2 separate regions of the Homo sapiens genome follow, and region 2 is linked to region 1. Evidence: chromatin loops called from intact Hi-C (ENCODE). Cell type or tissue: transverse colon. All regions are shown on one strand. Each heading gives the region's core, and the rest is flanking DNA. Links, peaks and the distances in the headings are about the cores only.

The links. A loop is a pair of places that touch in the nucleus more often than their neighbours do. Peaks named below come from ENCODE experiments on the same cell type or tissue, not always from the same donor. Only the 100,000 strongest peaks of a DNase experiment are listed, where the experiment ranks them.
Region 2: it touches region 1 in a loop (12-fold over the local background); 1 of 110 quality-filtered maps calls a loop at or near these places.

What each region holds. Positions count from the first base shown.
Region 1 is chr4:23,198,635-23,206,975 of GRCh38, reverse strand. The region is part of intron 13 of LOC105374524 (a long non-coding RNA gene); the gene reads right to left. Among named protein-coding and RNA genes, the nearest start is that of PPARGC1A-AS1, 570 kb to the left of the region's middle. In transverse colon, for the core only: no CTCF peak of the experiment used is centred there; a DNase peak (open chromatin) is centred at 3,955; H3K27ac peaks cover 417 bases.
Region 2 is chr4:23,123,887-23,132,227 of GRCh38, reverse strand. The region is part of intron 12 of LOC105374524 (a long non-coding RNA gene); the gene reads right to left. Among named protein-coding and RNA genes, the nearest start is that of ADGRA3, 610 kb to the right of the region's middle. In transverse colon, for the core only: no CTCF peak of the experiment used is centred there; no DNase peak of the experiment used is centred there.

The DNA.
Region 1 (8,341 bases), core at 179-8,178:
AGACATTAGCTTAGGCAGAGTTCATGAACAAGAACCCAAAAGCGAATGCAACAAAAACAAAGATAAGTAGATAAACCTAATTAAACTAAAACACTTTTGCAAAGCAAAAGAAATAATCAGCAAAGTAAACAGACAACTCATAGAATGGGAGAAAATCTTTACAAACTATGCATTCAACAAAGGACTAATATCCAGAATCTATGAGGAACTCAAACAAATCAGCAAGCAAGAAAGAAATAATCCCATCAAAAAGTGGGCAAAGGACATAAATAGACAATTCTCAAAATAAGATATCCAAATGGCCAACAACATGTGAAACACTGCTCAACATCACTATTTAACAAGGAAATGCAAATCAAAACCACAAAGAGATACCACTTTACTCCTGGAAGAATGGCCATAATTTAAAAAAATCAAAAAATAATACATGCTGGCATGGATGTGGTGAAAGGGAACACTTTTACACTGCTGGTGGGAATGTAAACTAATACAACCACTATGGAAAACGGTAAGAAGATTCCTTAAAGAATTAAAAGTAGATTTACCATTTTACCCAGCAATCCCACAACTGAGTATCTACCCAGAGGAAAAGAGGTCATTATATGAAAAGACACTTGCACACGCATGTTTATAGCAGCACAATCCACAATTGCAAAAATATGAAACCACCCTAAATGCCCATAAACCAATGAGTGCACAAGGAAAATGTGAAGTATATCATAGAATACTATTCAGTCATTAAAAAAAATGAAATAGTGACATTTGCATCAACCTGGATGGAGTTGGAGATGATTATTCTAAGTGAAGTAACTCAGGAATGGAAAACCAAACATCATATATTCTTACTTATAAGTTGTAGCCAAGCTATGAGAACTCAAAGGCATAAGAATAATATAATGGACTTTGGGGACTCAGGGGGAAGGGTGAGAGGGGTTGAGGGATAATAGGCTACACATTGGGTACAGTGTACACTGCTCAGGTGAAAGGTCCACCAAAATCTCAGAAATCACTACTAAAGAACTTTTCTAGGCAACCAAACACAACTTGCTCCCTAAAAACTATGGAAATTTTAAAAAAAATCAATGAATCCAGTAGTTAGTTTTTGGAAAATGTAAATAAGATTGATGGACCGCTAGCTAGAATGATAAAGGAAAGAGAGAAGATCTAAATAAACACAAAATTAGAAATGACAAAGGGGACATTACCAATGATCCCACAGAAATACAAAAAAACCTCACTTAAAGACTACCATGCATACCTCTATGCATACAAACTAGAAAACATAGAAGAAATGGAAAAAATTCCTGGAAATATACAAACTTTCAAGATGAAACCAAGGAGAAATTGAATTCCTGAATAGACCAATAATGAGTTCCTAAATTGAATCAGTAGCAAAAACCTACCAACCAGAAAAAGTCCACAACCAGACGGATTCACAGTCTAATTCTATCAGATGTATAAAGAATAGCTCATATCATTCTTACTGAAATTACTCCCACAAAATTGAGAAAGGATTCATCCCTTAATAATTCTATGAAACGAGCATCATACTGATATCAAAACCTGGCAAGACAACAAAAAAGCACACTTTAAGCCAATATCCTTGATAAACATAGACACAAATTTATCGACAAAATATTAGCAAACTGAATCCAGCAGCACACCAAAAATCCAAAAAGCTAGTCCATCATCATCATGTAAGTACACTTTATCCCTGGGATGCAAGGTTGGTTCAACATATATGAAAATCAATACATGTGATTCAACACATGAACAGAACTAAAAATACGTGATCATCACAATAGATGAAAAAAAAAATCTCAGGATAAAATTCAAAGTCTCTGCCCAACTTCAAACTCTAATACAAGGCTACAGTTAACAAAACAGCATGGTACTGATAGAAAAACAGACACAAATGGAACATGATAGAGAATGCAGAAATAAGACTACACACCTACGACCATCTTATCTTCAACAAAGTTGATAAAAACAAGCAATGGAGAAAGGATTCCCTATTCCATAAATTTGCTGGGATAACTGGCTAGCCATATGCAGAACATTAAAGCTGGACCCCTTCCTTACACCATATACAAAAATTAACTAAAGATGGATTAAAGACTTAAATGTAAAACCCAAACCCATAAAGATTCTGGAAGACAATCTAGGCAATAGCATTCTGGACATAGGAACAGGCAAAGATTTCATGAAAAAGATGCCAAAATAATTGCAACAAAAGCAAGAATTGACAAATGGGATCTGATTAAACTAAAGACTTTCTGCACAGCAATAGAAACTAGCAACAGAGTAAACAGACAACCTGCAGAATGAGAGAATTTTTTTGCAAATTGCATCTGACAAAGGTCTAATATCCAGCAACTATAAGGAATTTAAACAAATTTATAAAAAAAATTAGGTAACCCATTAAATAGTGGGCAAAGGATATGAACAGACACTTTTCAAAAGAAGACATACATGTGGCCAACAGCATATGGAAAAAAAGCTCAGCATCACTGATCACTAGAGAAATGTAAATCAAATCCACAATGAGATACCATCTAACATCAGTCAGAATGGTGATTATTAAAAAGTCAAAAAATAACAGACGCTGTCAAGGTTGCAGAGAAAAAGGAATGCTTATACACTGTCAGTGGGAGTGTAAATTAATTCAACCATTGTGGAAAATGGTTCCTCAAAGGCCTAATAAGAGAAGTACCATTCGACCCAGCACTCCTATTACTGGGTATATACCTAAAGAATATAAATTCTTCTGTCATACAGACACAGGCACGCATATGCTCATTGCAGCACTATTCACATTAGCAAAGACATGAAATCAACCTAAATGTCCATCAGTGGTAGAGTAGGTAAAGAAAATGTGGAACATACACACTATGCAGCCATGAAAAACAAGAAATCATGTTCTTTGCAGAAACATGGATGGAGCTGGAGGCCAGTATTCTTAGCAAACTAACTTAGGAACAGAAAACCAAATACTGCATGTTCACATTTATAAATGGGGGGTAAATGATAAGAACACGTGGACACAAAAAGGGGAACAACAGACATTGGAGACTATCAGAGGGTGAAGTGTGGGAGGAGAGAGAGGATCAGGAAAAAGTAACTAATGGGTACTAGGCTTAATACCTGGGTGACAAAATAATCTGTACAACAAATCCCCATGACACAAGTTTACCTACATAACAAACCTGTATGTGTACTCCAAACTTAAAAGTTTTTTAAGTAGGTTTCTGTTAGGTCTAGCACGTTAAAAGTGGCCACAAGACAGTGGTGATTGTTGGCTAAGTGTGTCAGCTAAGGAGATATACTCGGTTGTAAATTTAGCTCACTACTTCTCAGCAACTACCTCTCTGTAGCCTCAGATTCTCCATCTTAAAATGAACTTATTGCAACCTTTCAGTAGACTACCTTAATGTTTATGTGCTTAAAGTATTTGGAATGAACACAGACTTAGGTAAGCAATGTATATGTTAGTTAATATTATTATTTGACTTCATACCCAGAGCTAGAATCAAAAAGTAGAAGTTTCTGGGAATAAATTTCAACTTGCTACCAAAAGCTAATTTAAAAGATAATAGAAAGATGGAAGTAGAAGAAATGAGCTCCTCCTCACTAGAGTATCCAAGGAACCTGAACTTGGTCTGGATTCTTCTACCTTTTTTTTTTTTTTTTTTTTAAGACGGAGTCTCATTCTGTTGCCCAGGCTGAAGTGCAGTGGCACAATCTCGGCTCACTGAAACCTCTGCCTCCTGGGTTCAGGTGATTCTCCTGCCTCAGCCTCCCGAGTAGCTGAGAATACAGGAGCCTGCCATCACACCCAGCTCATTTTTGTATTTTTAGTAGAGATGGAGTTTCCCCATGTTGGCCAGGCTGGTCTCAAACTCCTGACCTCAAGTGATCCACCCCGCTCGACCTCCCAAAGAGCTGGGATTACAGGTGCGAGCACCGCACCCGGCTACCTTGGCATGGATTCTGAAAGCTCTATTTACTCACTCGATTGCTATCAGATTAGCCTGCTAGATATTGACTTTTAGTACTGAGGTTTTGTGCTTCTTTGTAATGTTTATCAACTATGACCACTGTAATGCTAGTTAGTTCATGAAAATGAGAAAGTAAAGGAGTTAGAATAGTAAGGTGTAGTATAAAGAGAAAGGTTTAAGGCAGCAGACAATTTGACCTTGTGACAAATCCTTGTGACTTAGGAACTTGGAAACATTTCTTAAGGCCTTTGAACCTTATGGAGAGAGAAAGAAGAGATAAAGACAGGGAGAAAAAGAGATTCTGGTATATATTGTGTATAACAAGCAATTAGAACCTATAAAGTACTGTGGATGAGGGTTGCATTTGCTATGAGGAGGAGGAAGTCTACAAAGGTATGGAGTATGAAACGCTGTCCAAGATGACCTAGAACAGGCAAAAATCAGGACATTGGTTTGCTGGAGGAGCCCAGTCAAATAGGAGAAGAAAGCCCAGGAAAAGAGGAGGAGTTGGGTCTGAAGGTGAAGCTGGTTGCTGCATAAATCTCCCTGAGAACATCAGCTACAGTATTGCTTCCCTTTTTTGAGAAACAGCTCTATCTGGGTTTCCTAGCCATAGCAGCATTAAAAACAACAACAAAAATGCAGGTGAAATAAATAAAACCTCCACCCCACATTTCAGCCGTCTCTGGCCACGGTACTATAGAAGCCATCATTCTTAAAGAGTGTCATCTTTTATTTATTAGCAACATGAAACATCCTGGAGGTAACTGAATTATGCGATCAATGTTAATGCTAATCAAAGTGATCAACGTTGAGTGTTCTCTTCTCCACATGGCGTGGCCCTTGCTGCTCCCAAGATGCCAAATGCATGATTTGTACATAGCCCTAATTTGCTGATTACACTGATCTTCTCAGTTCCTGCTATTCTGAGTTCTTACCCCCTTGCTATCTTTAGTTTTAGTTCAGCGTTGATATTAGGGAAATGGCATTAGAAAAAACAAGGTATTCAAAATAAAATCCAGGCAGATAAATTTTAGAGCTTAAAATAAGTGAATCTTTTGAGTATCCAAGTTGCTAACCATTAGATATTTAATAAATAATTTAATCAGATCAAGAGGAAAACTGATTTTAAAAGATATACATTTATTTCACATGTATGTCTCAGTTAAAATTTAACTGGACTCAATAAGTCGCATGCCAAGCATAGAAAATTATTTTCTACAATAAATGCATTTTTCTTATTTCATTCTCAGATGAGTAAAAATTCATACATAAATGTGTTAGAACATCAATGCATTATATTCTAACTTTTTTTTTTTTTTTTTTAGACAGAACAGAGTTTTGGAATCAGAGAAGGAGACAAATGATTCCAAGGACGTTAAAAGAGAAGAAAAGCTAATGCACACAATTGGTGTAAATTCTCTCCCATTGCACCAAAACAGGAAGCATGTCTACTATTCCCTCTCTTTACTGTCCCAAGTTAAATGGAACAAAAGAAAAACCTCGCCGGGGCGCGGTGGCTCACACCGGTAATCTCAACGCTTTGGGAGGCCGAGGCGGGAGGATCACGAGGTCAGGAGTTTGACCAGCCTGGCCAACATAGTGAAACCCTGTCTCTACTAAAAATACAAAAATTAGCCAAGAGTGGTGGCACACGTCTCTAGTACCAGCTACTCGGGAGGCTGAGGCAGGAGAATCACTTGAACCCAGGCCGAGATCATGCCACAGCACTCCAGCCTGGGCAACGGAGCGAGACTCTGTCTCAAAACAAAAAGAGAAAGAAAAAAAAGAAAAATCTCTGCCAGTTACTGTGCGGCATGACCTTGGACACTTTATTGCTCCACTCTGAGCACCAGGGCCCTCTTATGGAAAATGTCTGTTTCCCCGGTATTTGTAAGGATAGAACAAGTGGACAAATGGAACTCTCCTATGCAATGCGGTGAGAGCACACAGTCAGAGTTTGGTGATTGTTCTCTTCTCCCTTTCTATTTATGGCTCCTAGCCCTCACTGCTTCACTCCTTGATATTCATAATGTCTTGACTTTATCAGCACAATGATGTGCTTTGGGTTAGGAGATAAAAAGGTTGAGACATATTCCAGGCTATGCTGCTCACTATGAATGGTTCAGTTTTGGATCTGAGTTTGCTGGTATATTTGTTTCCCACATTTACACTGTTGATACAACTGTGAATTGAAAAAAACCTCTACCATGATATTCTGCATTTAAGAAATCACCTTTGTTGTTATTGTTTATATTATAAAGTTATTGCTTGCTTAATATTTTAATTGAGATTTTAAAAAGACAAGTATAACAAAAACAAAAATTAGTCATAATTCCAGCTTATTATTAACATTCTGATATATTTTTTTCTGGCCTCTATGTGTCCATACATGCAACATATATAGAGATGGATATAGATACACACAAAAATACCATATACATACATATACATGTTACATGCCTGTATGTGAAAATGTATATTTTCAAATATGCATAAATGTACATATAAATACATACACATATATATGTATACACACATATATTAACATGCAAATATATACTGTATATGTAAATAGTGGATATGTATGTGTGTATGACCTAATAGATTGTTTCCATTCCATTTTTTTCTGTATTATTAATAATGTTATAACCTAGATATTATCATCTTTCATCTCAATTTGTATTGTAACCATAAGGTGGATTTCAAAAAGTAGACCCATGAGTCCTAGGCAGTCTAATATTTAGTTCTTATGGATTCAAATGGTGCATCTGTCAGGATTTCTTTGGGCTGCTCAGTGGTAATGACGTATCAACGGTTTAATATTTTGAATTGAAACTATTTTCTAAGGTTATGGACATTTTAAATGCGTTGCTTTTCAAAAGAGATTTTTACATTTCAATTTGCATGACCAAGCTGAGCTGGGAAAATAAAATCTACCAGGTTATCTTGGAGCTCTCTGCTCGCAAGCACATGAACCACAAGTTTATCATGGGGGATTAATCAATAGAATAGAAGGTACAAATATTAAATTTGTAGATTACTCACAAAATTGAAAATCTCCCTAAAAAAAGCATTGTTTCTGGTGCATTTCCATATCCCAGGCTCACACCAGGCACCCAGAGAACCAAATGTTCCTTGTGTTCTGTAGTCTCCCACCAGTCCAGCCCTGTGGACCCTACTCCCCGCTGTATGGGGTCACCAGTCTTGGTTTCTGATGTCAAACACACCCTCATCACCATTCCCAACTTACCTTGGTTCTTCAGAATCTACTCCACTCTTACTTGCCGAGCAAAGAGGCCCCATTTTTAGGTCTTCTTTGTGAACTGCCACCTTACTTTGCCTCTCCTCTCTCTAAAGAGTTGAAGGTCCAATTCATGCCATGCAAGGCAGCACACAAAATACCTTTATCTTAGCTCCCCTTCACAAGACTTCACTGATTCTTATCTTAGAGCAGGCTTGTTTTCCAATTAGTGGCTAATAGACAAAACTATCTGGATACCCTCAGAAAAATGTAAAAGGGTACTGCTATTTTGATCTGCAAAAAATAAAAATAAAAAATATATATAAATATATATATAAATATATAAATATATAAATATATAAATAAATATATAAATATATAAATAAATATATATATAAATATATATAAATATATAAATATATATATAAATATATATATAAATATATATAAATATATAAATATATATACATATATATAAATATATATATATATATAATCCAAAGGCCACATACAAGCCTGTGCCAGAGCATTTCAAATTTACCAAACTTACAAAGGCTAAATTATACCAAATTTACAAAGGCTAAAGAGTGAATTAATAAATGAATGAATGGACACATCTTTATTTTTCTATGATCATCTTCCTCAAGTATCCTCACCCAACAGAAGTATAGAGGTTGACCTAAACTGCTAATTGTGAATATATCCCTCTTCTTTCTATGTAGTAAGTCAGTCTCTGTGCTGTAAATATTTCTTGAAGACATTTTTTCTATTGCCTCCTTACCAAGATGGCAACTGAAAGTAGGAGAAAGTTTTTAGCTATTTTGTATTGGTAGAGGAGTTCTACCTTGCCTCCGTCTCTTTTTGGTGTGCTTTCCACAGCAGGACAGCTGATTTCTGGGTGAGTGCTATGGAATGTCTTTTGAGATGTATATCTAGTCCAGTCTCTGGGTTTCCTACTGGTAGATGTTGCTGCTGTCTGCCCCAGAGGCTCCTGTGGTCCACTTGTTTGGCATGGCCAGAGGTCTTAGCCTCACCTCAGTTATCTGGTTCTGTGGATGCCTCCAGAGAACAGACTGTGACAAGTAGACTATCCGCGATG
Region 2 (8,341 bases), core at 77-8,076, 75 kb after region 1:
AAAGATACAAAAAATTAGCCAGGCATGGTGGCGCACGCCTGTAATCCCAGTTACTCAGGAGGCTGAGGCAGGAGAATCGCTTGAACCCGGGAGACACAGGTTGCGGTGAGCCAGGCAGGAGAATCGCTTGAACCCAGGAGGCACAGGTTGCGGTGAGCCGAGATGGCTCGACTGCACTCCAGCCTGGGCGACAGGGTGAGACTCGGTCTCAAAAAAAAAAAAAAAAAAAGCAAGAATAACAGCAAATCGAGAGCAAGGCACACAGCCTGTTGCTCCCTATCTGTTTCTTGGAGACACGACCACACACACAAACCCCATATATGGTTTTTTTCCCTCCCTCTACTTACTCTCCCAAAGGGACAGCTGTGTTGTGAAAGGCTTTTATTTAGAAAGTCAGAGAGGAGTTGAGAGTTCCATTGGCTGTCTCAATAACCCCCAGGTTTACACAAGCTCTTACTCAGGAACTGAGCATCTTCTTAAAAGATAGCTTTGTGGCTGGGTGCGGTGGCTCATGCCTGTAATCCCAGCACTTTGGGAGACCGAGACAGGTGGATCACTTGAGGTCAAGAGTTTGAAACCAGCCTGGCCAACATGATGAAACCCCATCTCTACTAACAACACAACAATTTTCCAAGCATGGTGGTACAAGCTTGTAATCCCAGCTACACAGGAGGCTGAGGCAGGAGAATCGCTCGAACCAGGAGGTGGAGGTTGCAGTGAGTCAAGATCACACCACTGCACTCCAGCCTGGGCAACAGAGTGAGACTCTGTATTAAAAAAAAAAAAAAAAAAAAAAACAACTTTGAGTCTAACAATTACAAAAGCAACCTTTATCTACATTATCCAAGAAGGCACACTCTTGTCTCAATTTTCAAATGGGGGTGATGTCTGTTTATAAGAAGTATGTACCAGAGCTGTAGAAAAAAGATTTGACATTAGTCCCAGATCAAATTAGAGACTACAGAGAAAAAATAAGAATATAAGCCTTTGAAGGGCAGACGTAAATTGGATAAGCTACAATATTGCAAAACTAACAAAAATAAATTTCGAGACAAGAATAAAAAAGCAGAATGCATCCACTCTAAGTTGTTGCTGAAGGAAGAGAGAGAGAAACCTGCATCAGCTGCTTTTTGCTTAAACAGGAAGGCACTACCTGGCCACCAGTGGGAGACCATGTCAATTACTGGTAATATGTACATCTTCCTCTGGGGGGTGTCCAGTTATACTAATAAGAGAAGATGTTGAGCCAGGAACTTTGACTTAAATGTGGGAAGAAAGTAACAAATAGAAGTTGATCTGCAGCCCAAGTGCTTTTCAACTTGGGTGTGAAGGAGGTTGTTTCCTGGTCTACTAATTAATACTCTAAATAGCACTACCCAATAGACATTTCTGCAGTAGTGGAACTATTCTATATCTGCTCAGTCTAATATAATCACTACTAGCCCAACCAGCCATTGAGCTCATGAATCCTGGCTCATGCAAATGAGGAAATAAAATTAATTTAATTATAATTAATTTAACCTTAATTTTAATTAATTTACATTTAAATAGCCACCAATGTCTAGTGGCTTCCATACTGGAAGGCACAACTGTAGCAGGTAAGCATCATTACAAAGGCTTTCCCTGGACCACATGGTGTGTGTCTTGATGACCTCTATACCTGCCCTTAGAAGCTGTGGGACCTTTAACAGTTTACTTAACCTCTCAGAGCCTCAGATGTTTTATCCGTAAAATGACTAAAATCATACTTAGTTCCTGAGGTTGTAAGGATTACATAGGATGTAAATGGGTTGATGTCTGGTACCTCACACAGTATACCAACACCTCTGCCATACCTGAGTCTGGCTCTAATGTTTGCTCCTTCTCTTTATATTGTGGTTTTAAGTATGTCTTGCAATTGTTTTCTTTCTAGTTGGATACGATACACTGGGTAAAGGGAATTGTGGTAAATATGCCTTTAGCAGTGTGGTGGGCAGCAAATGCATTATATAGTCCTATGATCAGATCTTAGTCTTTTGATGAATCTGTACCTCTGGACATTTTTGCATGTGCTTCTTAGTCCCACACTAAGCTCTTAAGACAGGATACCTAGAGTGGGCTGGAGTTGAGTATCTCCATTCCCCCAGGTCAGTTAGGCTCTATAAAACTCCAATAGTTTAGGCTCTGGTAAAACAGTTTTTTTTAATGACAGGCCTTGTTAAGAAGAATCAAGTGCTCTAGTGTATTTCAAAATGACTACATTTTCCCTTCCTCTGCTGGAAACATGAGAGGATTTTTCTCTGATATTCACTATGAGAACCTGGTTTAGCCCTTGAAGGTTAAGTGCAGATAACTGTGGGCCATGAGTGCGAGTGGGTCCCCTGGAGTTTTTTACTCCCAGGCTTGTTTACTCTTGAAACTGCCTTTGCAAAGATTATATCAGTGAGAAAATTATGGCAGTAAAAGAGATCTGATCTAACCCACACCCCATCTTTCCTTTCCCTTAATTATTCCTGGGCTTTTGTGCAGAGATAAGTTTGGAAGACATTTAGGTCATAGTTTAAATGATAATAGCCCTTCCCCAAAACTCAACCACCTTTGTAAACTAATGAGAGACCATCTGACCAGGGGAAGGAGAGAAGCCTGAAGTCGTAAGCTGTGGACTGGTCTCTCTTGTGAAAGAAGCAGCTTCACTATTGGAGACTGGCCTTTTGAGATGTCTTTTCAGGTTTTCTGCATGTCTGACCCCCATAGCTCCACCTGGACTGTTGGCTCTACCACTCCTGTAACCCCATCCAGGAGTGATTCAGCTCAAGAGGACAGCTTCAGCCTCCTACAATTTTATCTCCACCCCAAACAATCAGCAGCAAGCACCCATTAGCTGGCCACCTCCACCCCTTCCCCAAACTGCCTTTGGAAAACTAATCTACCAACCTAAGATGTGACTGATTTGAGTAATAATTCCGTCTTCCATGTGGCACAGCCGCCTTTGTGTCAATTAAACTTTCTTTACTGCAATGCCATGATCTTTATTTGTGCAGTGGGCAGGAAGAACCCCTCAGGCACTTGCACTCTGAGCCTCCAGCAATTTCTCCATTATGGTTCAGATTTTCTTTATTTGGCTCTGGTTCCCAAAGAGGTTCCTGCTCTGGTAAGTTGTGACTTTCTGTGTTCATCTGTCTGTCTCTCCAATTTTGGGGAACAATGATTGCCCTGTGACCTGACTTCTCTGATAATTTTTAAGAATAATTTTTTATTGTTTGGCTTGTTCAGCTTTCTATTTGTTGTTAGGACAGAGTGATAATTGCCAAGTTTCTTACAAGCTAGACAGGGAGTAGGAAGCTCACATAGTATTATTAAACTGGATAATGAAAAACAGGTGATGGAGAGAGGCGATGGAGAGAAGAGCAGGGTCAATGGATAAATGGTTATATGGAAAAGCAGAGAAAAAGGAGGGGAAGGGAAAGGAAAAGAGGAAGGGGAGCGAAAAGAAGAAAAAGAATGCAAAAAGGAGGAAGAGGAGAATGTGACCTATCACAGTGTCTGGCTCATATTAGGCATTTAATAAATGTTCACTTCAGTCCATTTTTCTTGATGATTCATCACAAGACAAAAATGTGTCCCTCTCTCTGCCCACCGTGCCATAAAACCTCCTGGCTCCTTCCACTGACACCACCTTCCTCGGACTGTGTTCAGCACCTTAGGTGAAGAATCAATCGTTCTAAATCACAGAAAAGCTGAGCATCAGATGGAGAAGATACAATAATGGGCTTAAAGACTTTTAATGTCCCCTCTAACCCAAAGGTCTTCTAAGGTGATTAGGTGACTGCACGATTGGTGGGATTAATCAACCCAGACAGCTGTCATCACTTTAACATAGTATCACCATGGATCTCATCTGCGGTTTTCACCAATTTAGACCTCAAAAGAATATCATGTTAAGCTATTGCTGATCAATAGTATCTTGCATAAATCCTATTATCAGAATGTATTCATTAATTCCTTCACTTGACAAATAGGTATTGAGTGCTCACTCTATGCCAAATAGTACTTTAGGTACTGGGACATCATAGCGGGCCAAGGCCTCCCTTAGCTATTATCTTCACTAAGCTCAGGTGTGAGAAGGAAGTGCCGAGTGGCTTATAGGACAAACCAAAAACAGAGCAAGGCATACATAGGAAACTCTGGAAAATCCACCAGAACATGAAGAATAGGACGAAGAACTACAAAGTCAAAATCAAATCTCAAACACATGACTGGTAGCTCCTGAAAACAGTGTGTAAGTTTTATAGCTGAATTTAAGGATGGTACTGCATGCATCCAAAAAGCTAAAGAGAATTTGCTTTCAGTAAAATTTGCAAAGCAGAGTTAACAGTAACTCAGCATTCCAGATACAGACAAAATTGTCATATTTTCAGCCTAAGGACAACTCTCAAAAACAAAGGTGACATGCCAGCACCCTGATTTTGTTTTCTAATGCCCTTCTCCAGCTTAAGAAGTGGGCTAATTCTAGGGCTGGCACAGGGAATATACAAATGTGCCTGGAACACCTTGTTAGGCCAGTAAGTAAGGATTCAAAAAACAAAAGAATGGAGCAGGTCAAAGGCACACAAGAAGCAACTGAAAAAGCTCCCTCATTGAACAATATGGAATATTCTGGGCAAGAAAATAAATAATATAGTATTGGATTATAATCCAAAGTATAAAATGAATATCCAGGTGTCCAAATTAATGTAAGTAAATGGTTGACTAAATGAATAAATGGGAGAGAAGAGGCAAATCTCCCATACTGACACATTCCACATACTTTATGTAGATACATCACTTTCAGGGACTAATGTTTGTGGTTTATTTTTATTGTTTACTTATTTTTATTATTCCTCTTTTTGTTCTTTGTGATGTTGTGAACTAAGGACTCTGCATTGACTCATTCTCACACTGCTAATAAAGACATGCCCAAGACTGGATGATTTGTAAAGAAAAAGAGTTTTAATGGACTCACGGTTTCACATGGCTGGGGAAGCCTCATAATCATGGCAGAATGCGAAGGAGGAGCAAAGGCACACCTTCCCTGGAAGCAGGGAAAAGAGCGTGTGTGGGGGAACTGCCCTTTATAAAACCATCAGATCTCTTGAGACTTATTCACCATCGCGAGAACAGCACAGGAAAAACCTGACCCCCATGATTCAATTACCTCCAGCTGGGCCCCTTCCACCACACATGGGGATTATGGGAACAACAATTCAAGATGAGATTTGGATAGTTACACAGCTAAACCATATCAGACTCGGTAGGCTGTTTCTTTGTTTCTTTTAAAATTAGGGGAGAGTGAGGAAGATGAGGTAAAAGTTAACATGAAATGTTATCTAAGACCCATTCAATTAAATGGATTAGTGTATGGAGAGGGATTAGAAAAATGTTGATGAAATAGTGATATCAAAATGTTATAATCCACCAAAGGTTAATGTTGCATCAGAATACTTCAACTATTAAAATGGGATTGTCATTGGTGTGGTCTTTTCCAGCAAGGAAACACACTGACTTGGGAAAATTAGTTATGTTTTATTTGGCTGTGATGCCACTATTATTTCTACAATAGCAGAAACATCTATGTGAGAAATTCCCTCCAAGAGTGCAAAACTCTTTCAAACTAAACTTCATTAATCTCCACATCATCTGGGTTAGAGGACAAGCTCTGTTCTTTAGAGTTGCTGTCGCGAGACTCAACTTGATGAACTTGTTAGGGTTGTGTGGCAAAGCCCAGATGGGCTTCAGAGCCTCACAAAATCTGATGTCTGAATACTGGGCAACTTCCTAAGCTGTTTCATCCAAAGAATTCTCACAAGAGATAAAAACTGCTTTCATCTGAATGTTGCCCTGGGAAAACTGTGACCCCTGTGTTTCCCTAATGAGTCTGGCATATAGAGAGGGGTTAAATGAGTTGGTCCCAGAATGAGTCCATGGTGCTGGAAGGAAATAAGCATCTGACCCCAGAGCCTCCTCCAGGGATCTTTTTAAAATGAACAGCCAAATTCAGGGAAGAGCACAACTATGTTCTCCTACCACCTGCTTCAACATTATCAATGACTCCCATGATGCCCTCAGGATGAAACACAAAGCTTCCGGACATATAAGAAAGTCCATTCATGACCTAGAGCTACCTCTCCAGACTCATCTTCCGACCCCACTTCACAGCCTTCACACCAGAGAACTAAGCTCCTTGTGCTTCCAAGCCCTGATCCATGCAGACCTTTTTGCAAGTCGTCGTCGCTGCCTGAAATGGATCCATCTCGACCTTCCCCTGCACTTCCATACAGCCCACTTGGTAGGCCCTTTACCATTCAAAACTCCCATCAGAAACTCATACCACCAACTAGAGTGACCAATCACTCTGGTTTGCATGAGACTGAGAGGTTTCCTAGAACTTACAATTTCAGTTCTAAAACCAGAAAAATTCCCAACAAGCCTGGATGAGTTGGCCACCCTGCTCCATCCCTCAGTTACAAAATAACTCCCTCTCTCCTCTAATGCTCCTCCACTTTTTATTTTTAATGTTACAAAGAGTGGCTCACTGCCCTGCATTTATTCACGTCTTTCCTATTACAGTGTAAACTCGGAAGACAGAGACCTTGTTTCATCTATCTTGGCAGCCCCAGGCAGGGTTTCTCCCTAGCAGCACATTAGAATCACCTGAGAAACTCTGGCAAGGGTGGGGTGGGGGGGGCGGTGTTTTTGTTTGTTTGTTTTTTAAATACCAAGGTTCAGGTCCCCTTCCCCCAGAGATTCTGATTTAACTGATCAAAGTTGAGGCCTGGGCATGGGTTATTTTTTGATGCTTAACCAAGTGATTCTAATGTGCAGTCAATGTTGCTAACACCTGCTCTAGGGTAATGATTCTCAGCTGGGAGTATTGTGCGCATCAGAACTACGCATATCACCCTAGGCCCAACTATCCACAGATACCAATTTAATTCATCTGGAATGCGGTTCAGGCAGCGGTCGTTTTCAGCATCAGGTGATTTTAATTCATGGCTATAGTTAATCACTGTTTAAATATGTATGCATATTTAAACTAAATTTAAACTAAATTCCAGGCCATCTTACCGCCCTTACCTATTGCCAGGCCTCTAAGTATTAATAAGTGCTGATCATAAACAGACTTTACTATCTAATATAACTAATTCTTTCCGTGTATGGCTCAGGCCACCATAGAAGCTTGTTTTCCTCAAAAGTCTTTTCAAGCCATCTCCTTCACACCCACACCATCAAAGGACACCCTTGTCTCTCTTTAGATCCTCACTTATTACTCAGCCCTTCTCAAAGTCCTTCTCTCAATTTCTTGGATACTCCTCTCACATTCATGGTTTTATTTTTTATTTTTTTGAGACCGAGTTTCGCTCTTGTTGCCCAGGCTGGAGTGCAGTGGTGCGATCTCAGCTCACTGCAACCTCCGCCTCCCGGGTTCAAGCGATTCTCCTGCCTCAGCCTTCCTGAGTAGCGGGGATTACAGGCATGCACCACCATGCCTAGCTAATTATGTATTTTTAGTAGAGACTGGGTTTCTCCATGTTGGTCAGACTGGTCTCGAACTCCCAACCTCAGATGATCCGCCCGCCTTGGCCTCCCGAAGTGCTGGGATTACAGGCGTGAGCCACTGCGCCTGACCTTCAAGGTTTTATTTTTCTTCCTTGCCACCATGCAGCAATGGGATGAAATAAGAGTTTTTCAACTATGTTATGTCATCTTTCTGACTCTGTCCAGGTGTCCTACACTGTTCCCTGGTGACCAAGGCAGACCACAAACTCAATGGGCTTTTTTCTCCCTCTAAATAAACTAATTCCCCAGCTCAGGAGCTTTTCATTGTATCAGAAGGGATTCACTTGCCGAGTTTTCAATGACCTGGTTCCTTCACGACACTAAGGTACCAGCTCAAATACCACCCCATCCAAGAGGTCTCTCCTGTCCACCCAATCCAGAGTGCCTTCTTCATGTCATCATTCTCTATCCTGCCAGTCTTTTTTAAGTTCGTCACATCCCTTATCATTTTCTGAAATTATCATGTTTTGTTATTTACTTCAGTTGTTTTATCTGACTCCCTCTTACATAACGCAAGCTCCACCAGGAAGAAGAATTTGCACATCTTGTTTCCTGATGTATTCATCAACAGCACTTATAACAATACCTGACCAACATTTACCAAAATGAAATAAATACCTATATATGCATAGACAGCTTAGGAACCAGTTATGTAAGCAACATCGCTGAGTCTGGAGCTACCGACTTATCCACAAAATGTAGCTACTAAGAGCATAATAATTCAGACTCCTAAATGAGAAAATGTATGTCTGACTAGAAAAAATTT